Regions from separate parts of the Homo sapiens genome. Here region 1 is linked to region 2. A link is a loop called in an ENCODE intact Hi-C map of the cell type or tissue named here. Cell type or tissue: dorsolateral prefrontal cortex. All regions are shown on one strand. Links, peaks and the distances in the headings refer to the core of each region. The heading gives the core; the rest is flanking DNA.

Region 1 (9,845 bases), core at 598-8,597, 61 kb before region 2:
GTGCGAGAGATACCAAGCAGGGATGCCACAGAAGATGGCTGCTTGGGCTAAGTGGTGGGGCCAGGTGACCTGTCTGGCTCCTTCTGGTTCAGAGACTCTGCGATTTAGACCCCCTAAGTTGAGGCTGCTTGGGGGAACAGAAAGTGCAGCGTGCAACCTCAGAGTTTTGTTTTTTGGGGGTTTTTTGTTGGGTTTATTTTTTTTTCTTATTTTTTATTTTTTGGAGACAGGGCCTCGCTCTGTCACCCAGACTGGAGTTCAGTGGCGCTATCTTGGCTCACTGCAAACTCCACCTCCGGGGTTCAAGTGATTCTCAGAGCTCAGCCTCCCGAGTAGCTGGATTACAGGTGTGTGCCACCACACCTGGCTAATTTTTGTATTTTTAATAGAGATGAGGTTTTGCCATGTTGGCCAGGCTGGTCTTGAACTCCTGAACTCAGGTTATCCAACTGCCTCAGCCTCCAGAGTTATTTATTGGCATATCGGTGAGTAAAATGTAACATGAAACCATAAAGGCCGGAAGAGAATACTGACATATGGTTACTGGTTTCAAAGTGGTCAAAGTTTTCTAAGCACAGAAGCAAATGCAAGGAAGTATAAGGAAAACTAGGCAACGATCTGGTGGTATACCTGGCTTAAAACTCTGCACTTTAAAGGCTCCACTGGCACAGTTGGGAAGAGTAACTTGTGTTTCTTTATTTCTCCCAGCCCTTTCCTTCCATGCTTTGGGGCAAGCAGACTTCAGAAATAAGGACAAAGATGTCAATACTTGGCTTTAAGGTTTCAAAAAAAAAAAAGTTAGGATACTTGCCAGTTGGTTTAGAAAATATACATGATCACTCAGCCAGCCTTCCCTTTCAGATGCGACCTTCATTCACCCCCAACCTGCAAGAGACCCTCATGGTTGGAGGAAGAAGGGAGTGGAGGGGAAGCAAGGGAGTAAGACCCATCAGGGGATGTGAGAAACCCCAGATGAACTCCAGGAATCCAAAAGCAGAGGCATCCTGAGCCGTGTTTCTGAGTAGAGTCGAAGAAAGGAGCAAGAATCCAGAGCCAGGCCCTTCCCTGGTGGGGAATGCAACCTGGTTGCCTGGTGTGTCCAGACAGGTAGGGCTCCCAGCAGCCATGAACAGATTTCCTGGAGGCCCAAGAAGGCACAGAGTGACCCAGGAGCCTGAAGACCTGGAGGCCATGTGGCTGGACAAGGAAATGACAATAGGGACTGCGTCAGTGGACCAGAGCCAGATGAAAATAAGGATCTTAGTAGACACCAGAGGAATCAACAAGTAACCAGATGGATCCCAAATTAATCTCAGCACTTTGCGAGGCTGAGGCAGGAGGATCGCTTGAGCCCAGAGGTTTGAGACCAGCCTGGGCAACATAGTGAGACCCTATCTCTACACAAATTAAAAATTTTTTTAAATTAGGCAGGCATGGTGGTACAGACCTGTCACTCTCCCTTACTCATGAAGTCTTTACTGGTGGCCAGTAGGCAGGCAGTGGTCATCCATATAGGGTTTCCAATAGTAGGACCCCAAGCCTGGGACAGAGGACAGGGTCAAATTCTGGAAAAAGCAAGACAGGTCTCCATCCTAGACCCTGAATGGGCAGAGTCCAGACACAGAAGGCTGAGGGGACCAGGCAAAGTCCAAGTTTGAGAGCTGGACTCTGTCCAGGCCCTGGTCACTCTCCCTTACTCATGAATTCACTCACACTTCTTCATGGAGCAGCTACTATTAAGACTCAACTATGGCTAGACATGGGTGGTTCACACCTGTAATCCCAGCACTGTGGAATGCTGAGGCGGGAGGATTACTTGAGACCAGGAATTCAAGACCAGCCTGGGCAACACAGCAAGGCCTCATCTCTACAAAAAAATGAAAAACTTAGTTGGGGGTGGTTCACGCCTCTAGTCCCAGCTACTTGGGAGGCTGAGGTGGGAGGGTCGCTTGAGCCCATGAGATGGAGGCTGCAGTGAGCTGTGTTTACACCACTGTACTACATCCTGGATGACAGAATGAGACCTTGTCTCAAGGGAACAAAAAAGGACTCAAATTAAAAATTTTTAAAAATTAGTGTGCCACAGATGCCGAGGTCTTCGGCCATGCCAATTGTCACTTGAGCTTCTAAACTGTCCCCATTAGAGTCAGGGCTCATCCTCTGAAGGGGCCGTGCTTCCAATCTTCCCTGGTGCAGTGATTTTAAAACATGCAATTTCTTTTCCACCCCTGGCATTAAGAGGTGGAGTCTTATTCCTCTTCCCTTGAATATGGGCTGGCCTCTGTGACTCACTTCTAACCAGCAGCATGTGGCAGAAGTAAGGCCATGTGTCTCCCGGCAGTAGGTCATGAAAGCAACACAGCTACTGCCCGGGTCTTGCTCCTGGGCTCTAGTTCTTGATACCCAGCTCCCACACCATGAGGAAGCCCAGGCCACATGGAGAGGACACAGCCTGTGTTCCAGCCGACTGCCCGGCCGAGGTCTCAGCTGCCAGACACATGAGTGAGGAGGCCTTGAGAGGACTCCAGACCCAACTACCATCAGACTGCAGCCACCCGAGAGCCCTGAGTGAGAACCGCCCAGCTGAGCCCAGTCAGTGCTAAGAACTGCGAGAAAGGATGATAGAGTGAGGTTGTTTCACACCACTAGGTCTGGGGTGATTTGTTACACAGCTAGAGATAACCAGAACTCCTGTTGAGGGCATGCAGTGGATTCCTGATGGCGTTTGACAGGAGCCCTGGTCAGGCACCTCCTTCAGCCTGGGCTCTGTTCATGTGGTAGGTCTACAGAACCCCCCAAACACCATAGCCCTGTGGGAAGTCATTATCCATCCCCACCCCACCTCACCTCTCCTTCTAGACACCCATGTCAGATAACGGCATGACCACCCACCCAGGCATCCCAGTACAAACTGGGTGTCATCTTGTCATATTTGGCTGGTGCATCCCTATGTAATTTTTTTTTTTTTTTTTTTTTTGAGATGAGGTCTCCTTATGTTGCTCAGGTCGGTCTTGGACTCCTGGCCTTAAGCAGTCCTCCTGCCTCAGTCTCCTGAAGTGCTGGGATTACAGGCGTGAGCCACTGTGCACAACCCCCCATCTAATTTACTCCTATCCATTCATTCCTCTAGCAAACCTTTATGGAGCACCCACTGGTGTCAAGCTTTGTGCTAAATGGACCTGCCTGGTCCCTGTCCTCAAGGAGCTTACAGTAAAGCAAAGAGAAACCTGTCAAGCTATTCATTACAAGTGCAGCCAAAAGTCTCAATAACTGTGTACATTAAGTAACCTAAGTACTGTGCTGAGCTCTCCACATTCATTCAATCATTGAGTCCCCATAGTAATTCCATGAGGAGGAGATTATTATCCAGAGATAATTAACTTTATTTTACAAGGAAACTGAGGCACCCAGAGGTTGAGTGAGCTTATGCCATTAGTGGGCGGTAGCACAGAGGTGAAGTTTCCTTCCCATCCCTCCCTTCTGCCGCTGCAGTAGCTGAAGTTCTGTCCTGGGTCCTGCAGGAAGCACGGGCTGAGACATAGCTGAGAGCCCACGTGGTTTTACAGGGGCGTCTTGCCTGTGGAAGACCAGTGGGGAAGCAGGGCTGGGCAGGAACAGCCTCAGACAGCGACACAGATCTTCCCAGTCCTGGGCCAACCCAGCAGGAGTTCTTGAGCACAGGTGGCCATAAAAGGCATCCCCACTGAGCTCAAATGGCCAGGCCTGCTGCGCTCAGTATTTACTGGGGCTGCCCAGAAGAGCATGGTCTCTTCTTGATGGCTGAGGCCACTCCTGCAGGGTCTGCACTCTTTGCAGCTGAGCAGCAAATTCTTTCCTAAAGGGAGACCCCTGTGCTGCTCCTGTGGCTGCTACCCAGACTGTCACACAGCCTTCTCTCTCATCTCTCCACCTCTGGGCACAGCCCTCTGCCCAAATTCTGTGTCTAGAGTCATGGCTCTAAAATGCACACCCCCCTGTGAGATCCACCAGCCATTCCCCATCTCCGTCAGGAGGAGGAACAAGTTCCCTCTTCCCCCCACACCTCCCCATGCTGTGCGGACTATCCAGGGATCAGACAGTCTGGGCTCACACCTGGGCTCCCCACTGATTTATGCTGCTAATATCGGTACCTCCTCCAGAGATTGCTGTGTGGTCCAATGAGATGCCACAGGGAAAACACTTAGTGTTAGGCTGCCACAGAGCAAGGCCAGAAATGACCTCCTTTAGGCCCAGACCTGCCTCTGGTCAGCTCAGGCACTGAGGCCAGGAAGGGCTGACTTCCAGCCAGGGTGCCTTTGTTACCCCTAAGTTCAGAGGAAAGAGGTAGCAGAGAGGCCACTCTGAGGTTCTCTGTCTGGTGGAGGGACAAGAAAGGTGGGTCCAGTCACCCCTGGCAGGTGTGGGTGTGGTTCCCCTGGGCTGGAGCTGGCAGGGTCACCGTAGGGAGAGGGGCTAAGCTCAGGGGAGAGAGGTGGGAGGGAGAGAGGAAGGACTCTGCGTGTCCAGTGTAGAGGCCCTGCTCACCCTCCCTGGTCCTGACCCCGGCTCCAGCCCCATCAGACTCTGCAGTTGGACTGTTGCTCAGGGCCCGGTCTTGCCCCGGCTAGGCCACTGTATAGGAGGCCTTGTGTGCTGAGGCTCCTGGTCTCGCCTGGCGCCAGCCTGACCCGCTCAGCTCAGCCCCTCCTCAAGGCTGTCCCCACAAGCCATCTCCTCCAACAAAGGGTCAGTGTCCTCGAGAGGGCAGGTGCTGCCAGGCGGGACCACAGCCAGGCCTGCTGGGGAGTTCTGGGCAGTCAGTTCTCAGAGGAGTGACCAGGGCCTGGCTATGTTGAGGACAGGGCTGGCGGGATCTTTGTTGTTTTTGTTGGTTTTGAGCCACTGCCCCTAGGAAGAGGTCAAGGTGAGAGAGGCAGGCAGAGGCTAGGGCTGGGGAGCTGCGGTACTTTAGCCCAGTTCATGGCTAGAGTCCAGATGGGGGCCTCTCAGGAGGAGTAGAGGCCTACTGACCTCCCTGCCACTATCCCCATGCCCCACCTCAAGACCCTAGGCCCCAGCTTGACCTGAGACCCGGCAAAAAAGAGCCAGAATCCACCCTATTTTCAAGCCAGGAAGGAGTCTACCCTTTAGTGTGACAGCTTATACCCACCCCCATTTTCCTCTCTGCCCACTCCGTCAGCCTGTTGAAACTCCTGCTGAGGCCCACTGCCTGCCTCTCTGCTGCCAGACTGGGCCACCTGCCAGTCCCACAGAGCCAGCCTTCAAACCCCCACAGCTGGTCAGTCAGCCCTGGGAGAAGTGGTCCCCCCACTGGGTCACACTTCTCTGAATACAGGCTGCTCACAAGCAGAATTTAAGCCATTGATGGGTCAGGGCTGGCAACCATCTCAGGCCACATCAATAAAGGCCAAGTCTCTGTAACAAGGGAGGTCGGGTATTCTATTTGCAGCTCAGGCCTGTGGAAATCAGACAATCTCCAAATATTGGAAGGAGTGTCACAGAACAAGGACAAATGGATGGAGGTTCCGGAGAGTAATGAATGAAAGCTACAGACTTCGGAACAACATGAGGGTAGATAAAAATCTGTCGAGGATTTGCGTATATTGTGCTTTTCCCATCAGATTATAAGCTCCTTGGAGGTCTTGTTCATCTCAGTAGCTCCTCCACCATCTCAGTCTCTTAATACCTGTCATCACTCAGCTCACAGTGATGGCAATAAATATTGGTAGATCAGTGGGTGGATGGATGGGTAAATGTATGAATGGTGATAGAGTATGGATGGGGAGATGAGTAGGTGGGTGGATGCATAGGTGGGCAGGTGAATTGATGGACAGATGGCAGGAGAGTAAATAACGGACTGACTCCTACACTGGAGCAAGGACAGAATGGAAGCTGGCATAACCCTGGCCAGCACAAAACAGGCTTCTCAAAGATTTCTTACAGAGGCTGCAAAAGGCATGAAACATAAGAGAAAAGGCAGATAACCTAGACTTCATTAGCATTAGCAACCTGTATTCATCAAAAGACAACATTAACGAAACAGAATTAAGAAATGAAGCTACAGGCCTGGTGCAGTGGCTCATGCTTGTAAACCTAGTGTTTTGGGAGGGCAAGGCAGGAGGATCCACTGAAACCAGGAGTTCAAGCCCAGCCTGGGAAACATAGCACAGCTCTGTCTCTACAAAAAAAAAATTTTTTTAATTGAACTGAACATGGTGGCATGTGCCTGTATACAGTCCTAGCTACTTAGGAGGCTGAAGCTGGAGGATTGCTTGTGTCCAGGAGTTCCAGGTTGCAGTGAGCTAGGATCATACCACTGCATTCCAGCCTGAGCAACAGAGAATCAAAAGAAAGAAAAGGAAGGAGGGACGGAAGGGAGGAAGGAAGGAAAGAAGGGAGGAAGTAAGGAAGGAAGGGAGAAAGGAAGGAAGGAAGGAAGGAAAAAACTACAAAGTAGGACAAGATAGTCACAATACATACATCTGACAAAAGTTCATGTTCACTACGTATAGAGAACTTACATCCATCAATAAGAAATGGTAAACAGCCCAATAGACAGTGGTCAAAAAACTTGAGCAAGCATTTCACATATACACAAAAAGGTATCCAAATGACCAATAATCATGTGAGAAGGTAGACAGACAGCATCTTTAGGGTCATCAGGACAAAGCGAATTAAAGCCCCAATGGGATACTATTATATACCCACTAAAATGGCTAAAATTAAAAAGGGTTGCTGAGGATGTGGCATAGCTGGAACTTCCATACATTGTTAGTGGGAGTGTCAGTTGGTACAATAACTTTAGAAAACTGTTTGGCAGTTATCTACTAAAGCTAAAAATATGCTTACCTATGACTCAGAAATTCCACTCCTAGGCATATATTTAAAAGAAATGAGGGCCAGTCATGGTGGCTCATCCCTGTGATCCTAGCACTTTGGGAGACTGAGAAACGAGTATCACTTGAGCTCAGGAGTGTGAGACCAGCCTGGGCAACATAATGAGACCTCATCTCTACTTTTTTTTAAATTAAAATTAAAGGCTGGGTGTGGTGGCTCACACCTGTAATCCCAGAACTCTGGGAGGCCGAGGCGGGCAGATCATGAGGTCAGGAGATTGAGACAATCCTGGCTAACACGGTGAAACCCTGTCTGTACTAAAAATACGAAAAATTAGCTGGGCGTGGTGGCAGGCACCTGTAGTCCCAGCTACTCAGGAGGCTGAGGCAGGAGAATGGCGTGAACCCAGGAGGCGGAGCTTGCAGTGAGCCTAGATTGCACCACTGCACTCCAGCCTGGGCAACAAAGAGAGACTCTGTCTCAAAAAAAACAAATTTTAAATTTAAAAAAGAGAAATGAGTATGTATGTCCACACAAATACTTCAAGTGAATGTTCATAGGTGCCTCAAACTGGAAACAACCGAAGTGCCCATGAACAGTAGGGTGAATACATGCATTGTGGTACATCCATACAGTGGAATACTACTCAGCAATAAAAAAGAACAGCTACTGATGCAGGCAGCAACATGGATGAATCTCACTCATGTGTCTGGCAGCTGAGACCTCGGCCGGGCAGTCGGCTGGAACACAGGCTGTGTCCTCTCCATGTGGCCTGGGCTTCCTCATGGTGTGGGAGCTGGGTATCAAGAACTAGAGCCCAGGAGCAAGACCCGGGCAGTAGCTGTGTTGCTTTCATGACCTACTGCCGGGAGACACATGGCCTTACTTCTGCCACATGCTGCTGGTTAGAAGTGAGTCACAGAGGCCAGCCCATATTCAAGGGAAGAGGAATAAGACTCCACCTCTTAATGCCAGGGGTGGAAAAGAAATTGCATGTTTTAAAATCACTGCACCAGGGAAGATTGGAAGCACGGCCCCTTCAGAGGATGAGCCCTGACTCTAATGGGGACAGTTTAGAAGCTCAAGTGACAATTGGCATGGCCGAAGACCTCGGCATCTGTGGCACACTAATTTTTAAAAATTTTTAATTTGAGTCCTTTTTTGTTCCCTTGAGACAAGGTCTCATTCTGTCATCCAGGATGTAGTACAGTGGTGTAAACACAGCTCACTGCAGCCTCCATCTCATGGGCTCAAGCGACCCTCCCACCTCAGCCTCCCAAGTAGCTGGGACTAGAGGCTACAAAAATCTTGAGGATATGCTATATGATTATGGAAAGTACAAGAGTAGGTGAAACTAATCTATGGTGAGATAAGTCAGAATAGGGGCTACTTTGGGGGAGGGGGTCACTGGAAGTGGGTACAAGGGAGCCAGCCTTCTGGAGTCCTGGAAGTGTTCTAAATCTTGATCTGCATGGTGTACATATGTGTATATTTACCAAACTCTACATTGATGATCTGTGTACTCATTATATTTTTGTTATACTTCAATAAAGCATTTTTAAAACACAAACACAATTCCTTTATTCCAGAAGAGTTCAGTGTGCTGGCGTGGAAGCAGAGCCCAGAAGGTGCATTATCTCTCCTCCCCTTCCAAGAGGCTTGGTTCTCAGAACACAGCATAATACATCTCACGGGAATTGAGAAGTCCTTGTCTGAGGCAAGGGGGCTGGGCTAGATGACGAGGAGAAGATGCTCATATGGGGAAGTCCCCGGGGTGGGATAGATGACAACAGGATGACACATGCCTGGGACTTTCCCACCAGCTCTTCCCAAGGCCACCGCACACTTGAGCTGCTGAGGCACTCAGAGAGCGCTGGCCAAGGGTGTCTATGCCTCCGCACCCTAGTGTGCTGTACTCTGAGGGGTCATGACTCCTGGGGGCTTCCCACCACTGCCCCTCCTCTGTCTCCAGTGTGGGCCACTGTACCAGCTGCAGAGCTGAAATCAGAGGGGAATAGGGAGGAGGTGGGAAGAGGGGGACCTGGAGCTACTTCCTGCCCTCCTGGGCCTCAGTCTTCTCCTCTGTAATACAGAAAGATTGTGCTACACTTCCAAGGCCATTCTCAATGCAGGTTCTGAAGGTTCCCTGGGCACCCCAAGCCACCCATGAGCCCAACTGGCTTGCCAAGCACATCTGGAGAGCTAGAGGGCTCTGTCAGCTGACTGCACAAAGCCCAAGTCATCTGGGCTTCTCCTCCCGCGAGTCAGGGAGCATCACAGGAGGCTGACACAGGTGAGCCTGTGAGGCCGGCTGACCAGGGCAGGGCACACCTCATGGTCAGAAGTGAGTCAGCCGGGGCCTGGCTTCACTCAGCCAGGAAGCCCACGGGATGGAGCTGGACCAGGCTGAGGACTAACCCATCACAGGTGCCAAGAGAGGAACCTGAGTCACCCTTGCCCCCTCTCTCTCCCACTGACCCCACTCCTGCCAATCAGGCATCCACCCTTTCCTCTATACCTCCTTGGCATCCCTCGGGTCCATCCTTCCTCCCCATTCTGCGGCCCCCTACCTTAGAGACTGCAGTAGGCCCCTCCCTGCCCTCCAATCCTAGCCCCAAAGTCCAGTCTCCTTCATTCTTCCAGGTGGAACATTTTCCCCCTCCTTTATTCAGGCATAATTGACATTCAATACAATGCATGGATCTTAAGAATGAAGTTTAAAGAGTTTTGATAAATGCATACTCCTGTGCGACCAATACCCAGTCATGTCAAGGCATAGAATACTTCAATTACCTTGGAAAGTTTTCTCTACCCCTGCCTCCAGTCACCCAGCCTACACCCAAAAAACCCTCTGTGCTGACTTCTACCCCCCAGAAATGAGCTTTGTGGGTTCTTAAGCTTCACATAAAATAGAATTTTTTAGTAATTATACATTAATGCTCCTTTATGTCTGGATTCTTTCACCCACTGTGCTTTTCGTCTTCATCCATCTTTTGTGACTTTTATTG
Region 2 (9,845 bases), core at 1,108-9,107:
TGAGCTTAGGAGTTCGAGACCAGCCTGGGCAATGCCATCTCTACTAAAAATACAAAAAATTAGCCATGGGTGGTGGTGAATGCCTGTGGTCCCAGCTACTTGGAAGGCTGAGATGGGAGGATCACTTGAGCCCAGGGGCGGAGCTTGCAGTCAGCCGAGATTGCGCCACTGTACTACAGCCTGGGTGACAGAACCAGATCTTGTCCAAAAAAAAAAAAAAAGTAATAATAATACCCCTCTCCCTCCCCCTCTCCCCTTTGCACGGTCTCTCCCTCTGATACCTAGCCGAGGCTGGACTGTACTGCCGCCATCTCGGCTCACTGCAACCTCCCTGCCTGATTCTCCTGCCTCAGCCTGCCGAGTGCCTGGGATTGCAGGCGCGTGCCACCATGCCTGACTGGTTTTCCTATTTTTTGGTGGAGACGGGGTTTCGCCGTGTTGGCCAGGCTGGTCTCCAGCTCCTGACCGTGAGTGATCTGCCAGCCTCAGCCTCCCAAGGTGCCGGATTGCAGACGGAGTCTCGCTCACTCAGTGCTCAATGTTGCCCAGGCTGGAGTGCAGTGGCGTGATCTCGGCTCGCTACAATCTCCACCTCCCAGCTGCCTGCCTTGGCCTCCCAAAGTGCCGAGATTGCAGCCTCTGCCCAGCCGCCACCCTGTCTAGGAAGTGAGGAGCGTCTCTGCCTGGCCGCCCATCATCTGGGATGTGAGGAGCCCCTCTGCCCGGCCGCCCAGTCTGGGAAGTGAGGAGCGCCTCTTCCCGGCTGACATCCCGTCTAGGAAGTGAGGAGCGTCTCTGCCCAGCTGCCCATCGTCTGGGATGTGGGGAGCGCCTCTGCCCCGCCACCCCGTCTGAGATGTGAAGAGCACCTCTGCCCGGCCGCGACCCCGTCTGGGAACTGAGGAGTGTCTCTGCCCCGCCACCACCCCATCTGGGAGGTGAGGAGCGTCTCTGACCGGCCGCCCAGTCTGAGAAGTGAGGAGCCCCACCGCCCGGCAGCCGCCCCGTCCGGGAAGTGAGGAGCCCCTCCCCCTGGCAGCTGCCCCGTCCGGGAGGTCGGGGGCAGCCCCCGTCCGGCCAGCCGCCCCGTCCGGGAGGTGGGGGGCAGCCCCTGTCCGGCCAGCTGCCCCGTCCTGGAGGTGGGGGGCAGCCCCCGCCCGGCCGCCGCCCCGTCTGGGACGTGGGTGGCGCCTCTGCCCGGCCACCCCGTCTGGGAAGTGAGGAGCCCCTCTGCCCCGCCACCACCCTGTCTGGGAGGTGTACCCAACAGCTCATTGAGAACGGGCCATGATGATGATGGTGGTTTTGTCGAATAGAAAAGGGGGAAATGTGGGGAAAAGAAAGAGAGATCAGATTGTTACTGTGTCTGTGTAGAAAGAAGTAGACATAGGAGACTCCATTTTGTTCTGTACTAAGAAAAATTCTTCTGCCTTGGGATGCTGTTAATCTATAACCTTACCCCCAACCCCGTGCTCTCTGAAACATGTGCTGTGTCCACTAAGGGTTAAATGGATTAAGGGCGGTGCAAGATGTGCTTTGTTAAACAGATGCTTGAAGGCAGCATGCTCGTTAAGAGTCATCACCACTCCCTAATCTCAAGTACCCAGGGACACAAACACTGCGGAGGGCGGCAGGACCCTCTGCCTAGGAAAACCAGAGACCTTTGTTCACGTGTTTATCTGCTGACCTTCCCTGCACTATTGTCCTATGACCCTGCCAAATCCCCCTCTCCGAGAAACACCCAAGAATGATCAATAAATACTAAAAAAAATTAAAAAAAAGAATTAAAATAATAATAATAATAAATAATAATAATAAAAAGAAAAACTACCCTGTGTAAATGCACTAAGGAACACTGCTACAGAAGAGAAGCTTGGAGCTGCTCAGCAGCCAGACCCAGGATCTGAGGAGGCAGTGCCCTTGGGTGGTGGTGGGCTTGCGATGGTACAAAGGGCTTATGACCAAGGCAGGCAACCACATGTCAGGGGCAATCAGGCCCAGGGAGGGCACTGGACATGATGAGCACTAAGGTCCTTTCCAGCTCAGAAAGTCAACAAGCCTCTAATTCGATTTATAAAGCGTGGCTGACACCCGAGTTCCCAGCAGCACCTCGATGGTGCGACCCAGGTCTGCCTGCAGTGTGCTCTGGGCTGCGGGTCCCTCAGTCAGGCTGGATAATGAGAGCCGAGCTCTGACTGCAAATGACCCTCCTGATCATTAGCGGAGACACACACAGGGGAGAGCAGACAGCATGACAGGCCCTGTTGTTGCAGGGTCAGCCTGCAGAGCGCTCAGAGAGAGCATCCCCAGCTCAGCAAGGGACTCAAAAGATAATTAACTGGGGGAATTGCCAGTCCTGGCCACGTGCTCCTTCTGAGGCTGGCACAGGTGGACTGGACAATCCCTCGGTGCTGTCGGCCTCCAGCAAGCCCATGCCTGCCTGTGACCCTGGGCTTCTGGTGGACCCAGCCCAGTCTTACTTGGCTCCAGGGTGGCTGGCCTGGGCTGGCTCTGTCCCCATCTTGGCTGGAACCACCAACCCCGTGGCCTTCCTGAGATCCCTGTCAGCCCCTGGTTTCTCTGGGTTTGCCCAATACCCTGGTCAAGAAAGAGGGAAGGTGCTGAGCTCAGAATTTCTAACGTTCTGCCAGAAGCCTAGAACCTGAAGAAAAACAGCCTCCACCAAAGTGACAAACTCAGTGCTTTCAACCTGTTTGAGAGGGAGAAACAGGGCTCACCCACGAAGATGTAAAAAAACAACTGCACCTTAGAAAATGCAACATCCTCATGGTTGCACAGAGGCCCCCACCCCAGGGACATGTCCAAGGAGATCTGAGACCAGAGGGGTGTCTGCTCAGTACCTGCACCCATGGCACCCACCCACTTACCTGTGCGACAGAGTGGGTTTCATGGAGCTCATGGAGCTGAGAGGGGGCTGCATGGGGAGTTTCCCAGGGGGATCGCTCTGGCGGCTCTTCTGATGTCGGAGCAGCAGCAGGCGGCCGAGCTCTTCGCACCAGGAGGACAACAAGGCTGCAGGAAGGACAGGACAGTCAGTGGGTGCTTGTTCATCATGCTCTGCCACACCAAGACCCCCCCCCAACTCTCCCCAGACTGGGTGCTATCCATGCTGGTTTTGCTCCCAGATTCGTGTGACGCCAGAAGACTTACTCAGCCCTCTTGGGAGGCCTCAGTATTCTCAACTGTAAGATGGGACTGACACCCTTGAAGGAGGATACAAAAGTTTCTGTCATGAAGAGGGGGTCAGAATGGCCCGCGTGCAGGAAGTAGTGGTCCGTGGAGGCAAAGAGGGGGAGAGTCAGGATGATGGGAAGGGTGGCAGAGATGGTGCCAAGTGGAAACTGGAGGAGTGAGGGGGCCTGACACAGACCTTGAGTCAGGGCAAGCTTAGCAGCTGCCCACCACCCCAGATCCCCCTCAGGGAAGCTCACTCCCTCACACTTCGATCAGAGGCAAAGCGTGGCTTCTCCCCATGGGTGGGCTCAAACATCACAAGGTTTGAACAAAATCTTGGAATCTGCTGACAACCTAGGAGTGTCTGCAGGGCTGTCCCTGAAACTCCTGCCCAGAAACTGGCCCCCTAGCACACACCTTCTGGTCACACCCACGGTTGGTCCCTGCTCTGCTGGGCACAAATGCCTAGGAAGACAAAGGATGTCCAGAGCAGAGGGTGGCCAGGGTGGTGGGGGGCCAAGCAGGAGGCAGCCAGGGGTGCCCAAGGCAGGAGCACAGAGCAGCCATCCACATCCGGGATAAGAGAGCCCCACATGAACTGGGGACTGGGGAAAACTTCCATTTTCTTTCACTGTTCACTGTCCCCACGTGGCCACAGGAGCCAAAAGCGCCTCCCAGGCCAGCGTGTCTCAGCCTGGGCTGTCCATCGTGTCTCAGCTGGCCTGTCCTCCTGAAGTACATGAGGACGCTGAGGGCTGGGGAACTGGCTGCGCTCAGTCACCATCTTGCTGTTTGACTTCAGGAGCCCACAGACTCTCTGGGCCTCAGTTTGCTTAGAGGTAAAAAGGAGTAATGCCTCGTGTCCTGCCTTCCTCCCAGGCTGCAGGGAGGGACGGATGGGGGCCTGCTGGGTCTGTGGAATGCTGGACAAAGGGTGGCCACACCTCAGCTGATGTCCTACTCCTGCTGGGAGTGACCTGAGCGTTATGGAAGTAGTCGATGGGCAAGAGTGGCCAGGCATATTTTGAATCATAACTGCTCAGCCACTTGGCTGGGTGCAAAGCCGACTCCACATTTCAAGGGTCTCCCATCTGGATGCTGCACAACGTGCTTCTGCATCCTTTTTTTTTCTTGACCATCTAGGACATCATTAGCTATTATTATCCTCATTCTACAGATGAGTAGACGGGGGCCCAGTCAGGCAAAGCTACTCACAGTAACCACAGCCAGAGTCAGCAGGGACAGAGACAGTGCTCCTGCTCCTGGCCCCATGCCCTGGTGGTAGAGCCTGAGGCTGGACCAGAAGGTGGGGAGGAGGTGAAAGCCTTCAGAAGGCAAAATCCTAGGTGTTCACAGCTCCCCAGCCCCTCTGACTCAATAAGGAACCCCTCAGGCCTCTTGTACGCCACCACGTTTGGCCGGCACTGGTGGAAGACACCCATAGGCACAGTGACCGGGAGTGGCTGGGCAGGCTGCCATCCCAAGCCGCCCAGATCCTGGACGGGGTTCCCGTCAGCCCAAAGCCCCGAGAAGTCGCCAGAGCTGCTTGCTCCATCTGCTCAGCTTGTGTGGTACACAAAGATGCCCAACCAAGAAGGCAAGCAGGGGCTGTGGTCCCCAAGAGGGGCCCTGTTTCTCCCTCCAGGAGGGGGCCTGGTGGATGAGCTAAGTCTTAAAAGATGTGTCCTGCCCCCCTCCGTGGGGTCACCTTGCCACCACCCTCAAAAGGAGGACAGTATGAGAGAAGAGACACTCTCCTCTGTCATGTGTGTCTGCACAGAAACCAACAAACACCCCTATGTGGGTGTCCAGCACACATGTGCTACAGCTGGAAAGGCAGCCTATTCGGGCAGGCCAGGACACACAAAAACGAGCCTCCAGCCCACTCCATCCTTCTCCCAGGCCCCTAGGTACCGCCTCTTGTGCGGGGGCACTGGGCATCTGGAAACTCATTTGCACGCCAAGCACGAGGCCCGCTGGATCGCAGTGACGGAGGGATCACTCCACTGCCAGCACAAAGGACGGCCACAGATGGTGCCGCCTGCTGCCCGCCCCACCCCTCGCAGCCCTCGCTCCTCCTGGGGGCTGGCCTGCCATGCAGGGGGCGGAGGCACCACAGGGGAATCAGGGCTTTCCTCCAATGTCACGGGCCACCCCCTGCTCAGCCAAGGACAGCCCTTGTCCTCCTGCCCCTAGTGGAGTGGTTTCCATAAAGGGAATAAAGGCAGGCTGGCTGCGTGACAGGGCCTTGCTGTACAGTCTGGCATGCCGCAAACAGGCGTGATATGTGGATCAGCCAGCCACAAAGGCCACTTTCTTACAACCAAGAGGTGGTGGGGGGATGGGGAGTCACCACCCCTCACCCCCGAGGCCGGTGAGCACAGAGGCCACGCTGGCAGCCGCATGCGGGGCAGTGGATGTTGTGCGTGTTCTCCTTATGGTGCAAACCAACACAAGTTGTTCTGAGGCAAACGTGGGTTAATGACAACACCCGGGAATTCGCAGCCAAAAAGAGAGTCTGGGCACTGTCGAGAGAACCAGGAGGGCTGACAGGGACAGACAGAGGCAGGCAGGGGATTACGCAAGGACAGACAGAGTGACACCAGCTGGGCGGGTGTCTGGGTGCGCCTGGCCAGTCACTCACACATCTGGACTGGGAAGTCTGTCTGCTCTAATTAGGCGGGGCTGGCCTGCATGCTTCTTTGACCTGCGTGCCTTTGGTCTGTGCACTTGCTAGAATGGCAAAAACAGTCCCAGGGTGAGTGGGAGAGACGGGAGGACCTGGTGTGGTGTGCGCAGAGCATACCAGGCAATGGGAGGGCAGTGTCAGTCCTGACCTGAGCCCCTCTGTGCTGCAGGCAGGGTCAAGAGTGCCTTCTACTGCCTAAGCAACCAACATGGCCAGCCTGTCCCTTGTCCTGTGGGCCCCACTTACCAGTGGTTAAGAGAGCTGGCCCCAAAGGCCCCTTTTTACACAGAGGTCCCCAATTTTCAAATTAAAATGGCAGCTAGGACCCAATGTCCCTTTCCCCCTTCATAAAATGCAGCTCGCTTGGGCCCAGGACAGCCTTGGCCAGTACATGTGACTGCCTCTCTCCCACAGACGGGTGACGATTGGCCTCCTGCCTGGTGCTCCCACGGCGGGAGGCCCACGTACACATCACTTGCACAGCTGTCAATGAATGCCATTAGACCCACGGCCACCCTCCAAGGGGCTAAGCAATTGGCAGTGAGATACTCCAAAGCCTGCCAAGGGGCGTGGAGAGGAATTGTAGCTCCACCCTGCAAACTTTTTGGGCCCCTTCCAATCTGGGGTGTCAACATGGGGAGGCCTTCTGCCTGTCAGAAACCAAGAAGCAGGGGCTGGGCGTGATGGCTCACACCTGTAATCACAGCAGTTTGGGAGGCTGAGGCGGGCAGATCACTTGAGGTCAGGAGTTCGAGACTAACCTTGCCAATATAATGAAATGCTGTCTCTACTAAAAATACAAAAATTAGCCAGGTGTGGTAGCCAGCGCCTCTAATCTCAGCTACTCGGGAGGCTGAGCAGAATTGCTTGACCTCGGGAGGTGGAGGCTGCAGTGATCTGAGATCGCGTCACTGCCCTCCAGCCTGGGCAACACAGCAAGACTCCATTCCCCTCCAAAAAGGAAAGAAAGAAAGAAAGAAAAAAGAAACCAAGAAGCAGGAGGGGCTGTTGGGAGCAGAGGTTCAGCCACAGAAAGGGGGTTAGGGTCAGGAGGGGGCCTGCAGAGCTGGCCACAGAGGCCCATGGGACCACCCCCCGTCAGCCAAGCTGACAGTACAGCTATGGCAGTACCCACTGCCCCCTCTCCTCCAGCAAGATCTCTGATGGGTAACAGCCTTCTTTGGGGGAGGAGAAATAGAGGCACAACCACCTGCAAATGCACTGCTTCTGACCCCTAAACAAATCCCCTCTCCCCCATCACCCAAGGCACCAGGTTCTTATCAAGCAGGTGCTGAGCTGGGTACAGGCACCCCAGAAACTGGGCTCTCAGGCTCCTCACCAAGCCCCATCCCCTGTCATCCTCTCCAGCCTGTCCAGGGGCTGGTGCCGAGGACCTTGGGGCCTTCCAGCTCACCTCATGGTGACCACAGCTGGGGCTGGGACAGCAGCAGGGAATCATCCCAGACTCGAACTGCCAATGCTGAGCCTTAATCCAGACTTCCAAGCACTCCTCAAATGTCTCAGCGTAAAACGTAAAAGCACGCACCACCCAACTCGTCTAAAGTGAACCCACTGAGCTCCCCTCACCTCTCCAAACTGCATCCTTGTGACCAGACTCCCTCACCTCGATCCATTCTAACCTACAGTACCAAGGTGTTCTATCACTCACCCAACGTTCATTCAACAACTGGCTGCTGAGCACCTTGTGTGTTCTGGAGGTACTGCGGTGAAGCAGGCGAGGCTAGCACTCCTGCTGAAACCGCACATGGCCCCCACTGCTGAGTCCAAACCACTTAAGATGACGTGCAAAGCTCCGCAGGCTGGGAGGACGCCTTGGCGCTCATCTCTCCTGACCTCAGCTGGCAGCTACAACCCTGTGGTTCAGGGTAAGGGACTCCGAAAGTCTGGATTCGATTCGAAACCTCATTCCCTTCACACCTACGTGACCTTAGGCAAACAGTACAATCTCTCTGGGCTTCGGTTTATCTGCCAAATGTTAATGCTTACTCTTTAGGGTTATTGTGCTATTTTTTTTCTTTTTTTTTTGAGACAGTCTTGTTCTGTCACCCAGGCTGGAGTGCAGTGGTGCGATCTTGGCTCACTGCAACATCTGCCTCCCGGATTCAAGCGATTCTTGTGCCTCAGCATCCCGAGTAGCTGGGACTACAGTTGTGCACCATCACGCCTGGCTAATTTTGTGTGTGTGTATATATATATATTTTTGGTAGAGATGGAGTTTTGCCATGTTGGCCAGGCTGGTTTCGAACTCCTGGCTTCAAGTGATCCACCCACCTCGGCCTCCCAAAGTACTTGGATTACAGGCATAAGCCACTGAGCCCAGCCTTACTGTGCTATCGAATGACACTAACACCTACAAAGTGTTTAAAAGTGTCTGGCATGTAGTTAGCACGAAGAGCCTCTCAGCGCCGTGTGTGCTCTGCTTGTAGCAGGCAAGAAAGAGCCTTCCAGACAGAAGGTGGTCTCTTATTCGTAAGCCCCCTCTGCCCAGCAGGCTCCAGGCCCACCTCTCTATGCGCCAGCCCCACAAGACACCCTGCAATTTCATGCCTCTTTCCTTATAGAACTTGCACTTCTTTAAGGCTCATCTCTAATGGTGCTTCCTCCAGTTTCCCATCTATAAAATGGGTTTAACAGGAGCTGCCTGCTTCACTGGATATGGGGTGTAAATTAGTGTTGCAAGCCAACCCCTGTGATATCCAAGTAGAAGCCAGCAAGTGTGCAGGGTGGGCGGAGGGCCAAGGACCCTCACCAATCCCTGCAACCCCATATCCAACTCCGCATCCCAGAACACTGTGAAGGCTGCTGAGGCATAGCCTGAAACCAACACCCAAGACCTGATCCCAGTTGTCTGTTACTGTGTGACACCTTGAGCAAGTGACTTAACCTTCCTGCACCCCAGTTTCCTCATCTCCTAGGGTAGCCATATGGATGGGACCGCGTTACCTCCATGAAGCCCAGGGGAGCCAGGCACACAAATCCCTGCATATGCTCATTACACCACGATTGGTGTTTCTGCCTCGCTCAGTAGAGAAGAGAACAACAGGATGGTCCTGGGACTTTGCATCTCTGCTTCTGATCACATAGCAGAGGGTGAGACAAAGGGCCTGGGCAGGCACGAAGCTCCAGAAGTTCATGGAGATGGTGGGGGCCCTGAGTAGATGAGCAGGCCTGTGTGCTCATCTGGCACACATGTTGCACAGGGCCCCTTCCCCCTGCCTCCTTCTGAGCCGCCTAGGGGTAGAATGAGGACATCGAGTGTCCTGCTCTGAGATGCAGGAAGCAAAAATCAATTCCCCATTTGGAGGCAGCTGTGCCTCTGCTTCAGCTGGTGGCAAGGCGCCGGTGGCCCTGGAGGGAAGGCATTACTTCTTCTTTCCCTAGGACACCCCATGGGACTCCCACAGCAACCCCTCAATAGTGGCCATCTTTTGTGGGGGTAGTGGGGACAGTTCCCCAGGATCCAGAACAGCCCAAGACCCAGACCCAGCCTCTCCCATGACCCCCTCTAGGGCCCTGGCTTTTAGTAGATAAGATCCAGATAGTCACTGCCACATCCGCAGGGAAGCAGCAGCCCTGAGGGGCCAGCAGAAGGGAGAGTTGACCTCAGCAGAAGCGACAGTTGACCTCATGCTCCTGTTGCCTATGCTAGTCTTTGTAGCGTCTCCAGGAAGCCACGGGGACACCAGGGTTCCCACTCCACACCAGCCGTGACTTAACCAAGATCACTGACAAGCAACACGTGTCCTCCAGTGGCGCTGTGCCATAGTATGATCGGCGGCGCATTCTTCCTTCTTAGTGGCATGTGAAATAGTGGTGTGTGCGACCAGGGCTGGTATCTTCTATAAATGGGACCCAGTGGATATGTCTAAGGGCCCTGCACCAGCTGCACCCAAGGATGCTATGGCGAAGGCAGCACCAACACTAGCCAGTGACCCTGTGG

What was found. A loop is a pair of places that touch in the nucleus more often than their neighbours do. Peaks named below come from ENCODE experiments on the same cell type or tissue, not always from the same donor. Only the 100,000 strongest peaks of a DNase experiment are listed, where the experiment ranks them.
Region 1: it touches region 2 in a loop (7-fold over the local background); 11 of 110 quality-filtered maps call a loop at or near these places.

Annotation. Positions count from the first base shown.
Region 1 is chr10:79,330,717-79,340,561 of GRCh38, reverse strand. No RefSeq gene overlaps it. Among named protein-coding and RNA genes, the nearest start is that of PPIF, 12 kb to the left of the region's middle. RefSeq lists enhancers at 8,498-8,777, 8,450-8,950, 8,818-9,077, 8,077-9,276, 8,951-9,451 and cis regulatory regions at 8,346-8,846, 8,389-8,889, 8,459-8,959. In dorsolateral prefrontal cortex, for the core only: no CTCF peak of the experiment used is centred there; DNase peaks (open chromatin) are centred at 4,711 and 5,251; H3K27ac peaks cover 3,666 bases.
Region 2 is chr10:79,270,369-79,280,213 of GRCh38, reverse strand. It overlaps ZMIZ1 (zinc finger MIZ-type containing 1), which reads right to left. Exons shown (of 25, transcript NM_020338.4): 8 at 2,889-3,033. Among named protein-coding and RNA genes, the nearest start is that of PPIF, 72 kb to the left of the region's middle. RefSeq lists a silencer at 359-528 and enhancers at 4,182-5,052, 5,053-5,924, 5,925-6,795. In dorsolateral prefrontal cortex, for the core only: a CTCF peak has its summit at 5,399; DNase peaks (open chromatin) are centred at 4,456, 4,653, 5,303, 5,763 and 1 weaker place; H3K4me3 peaks cover 1,870 bases; H3K27ac peaks cover 6,669 bases.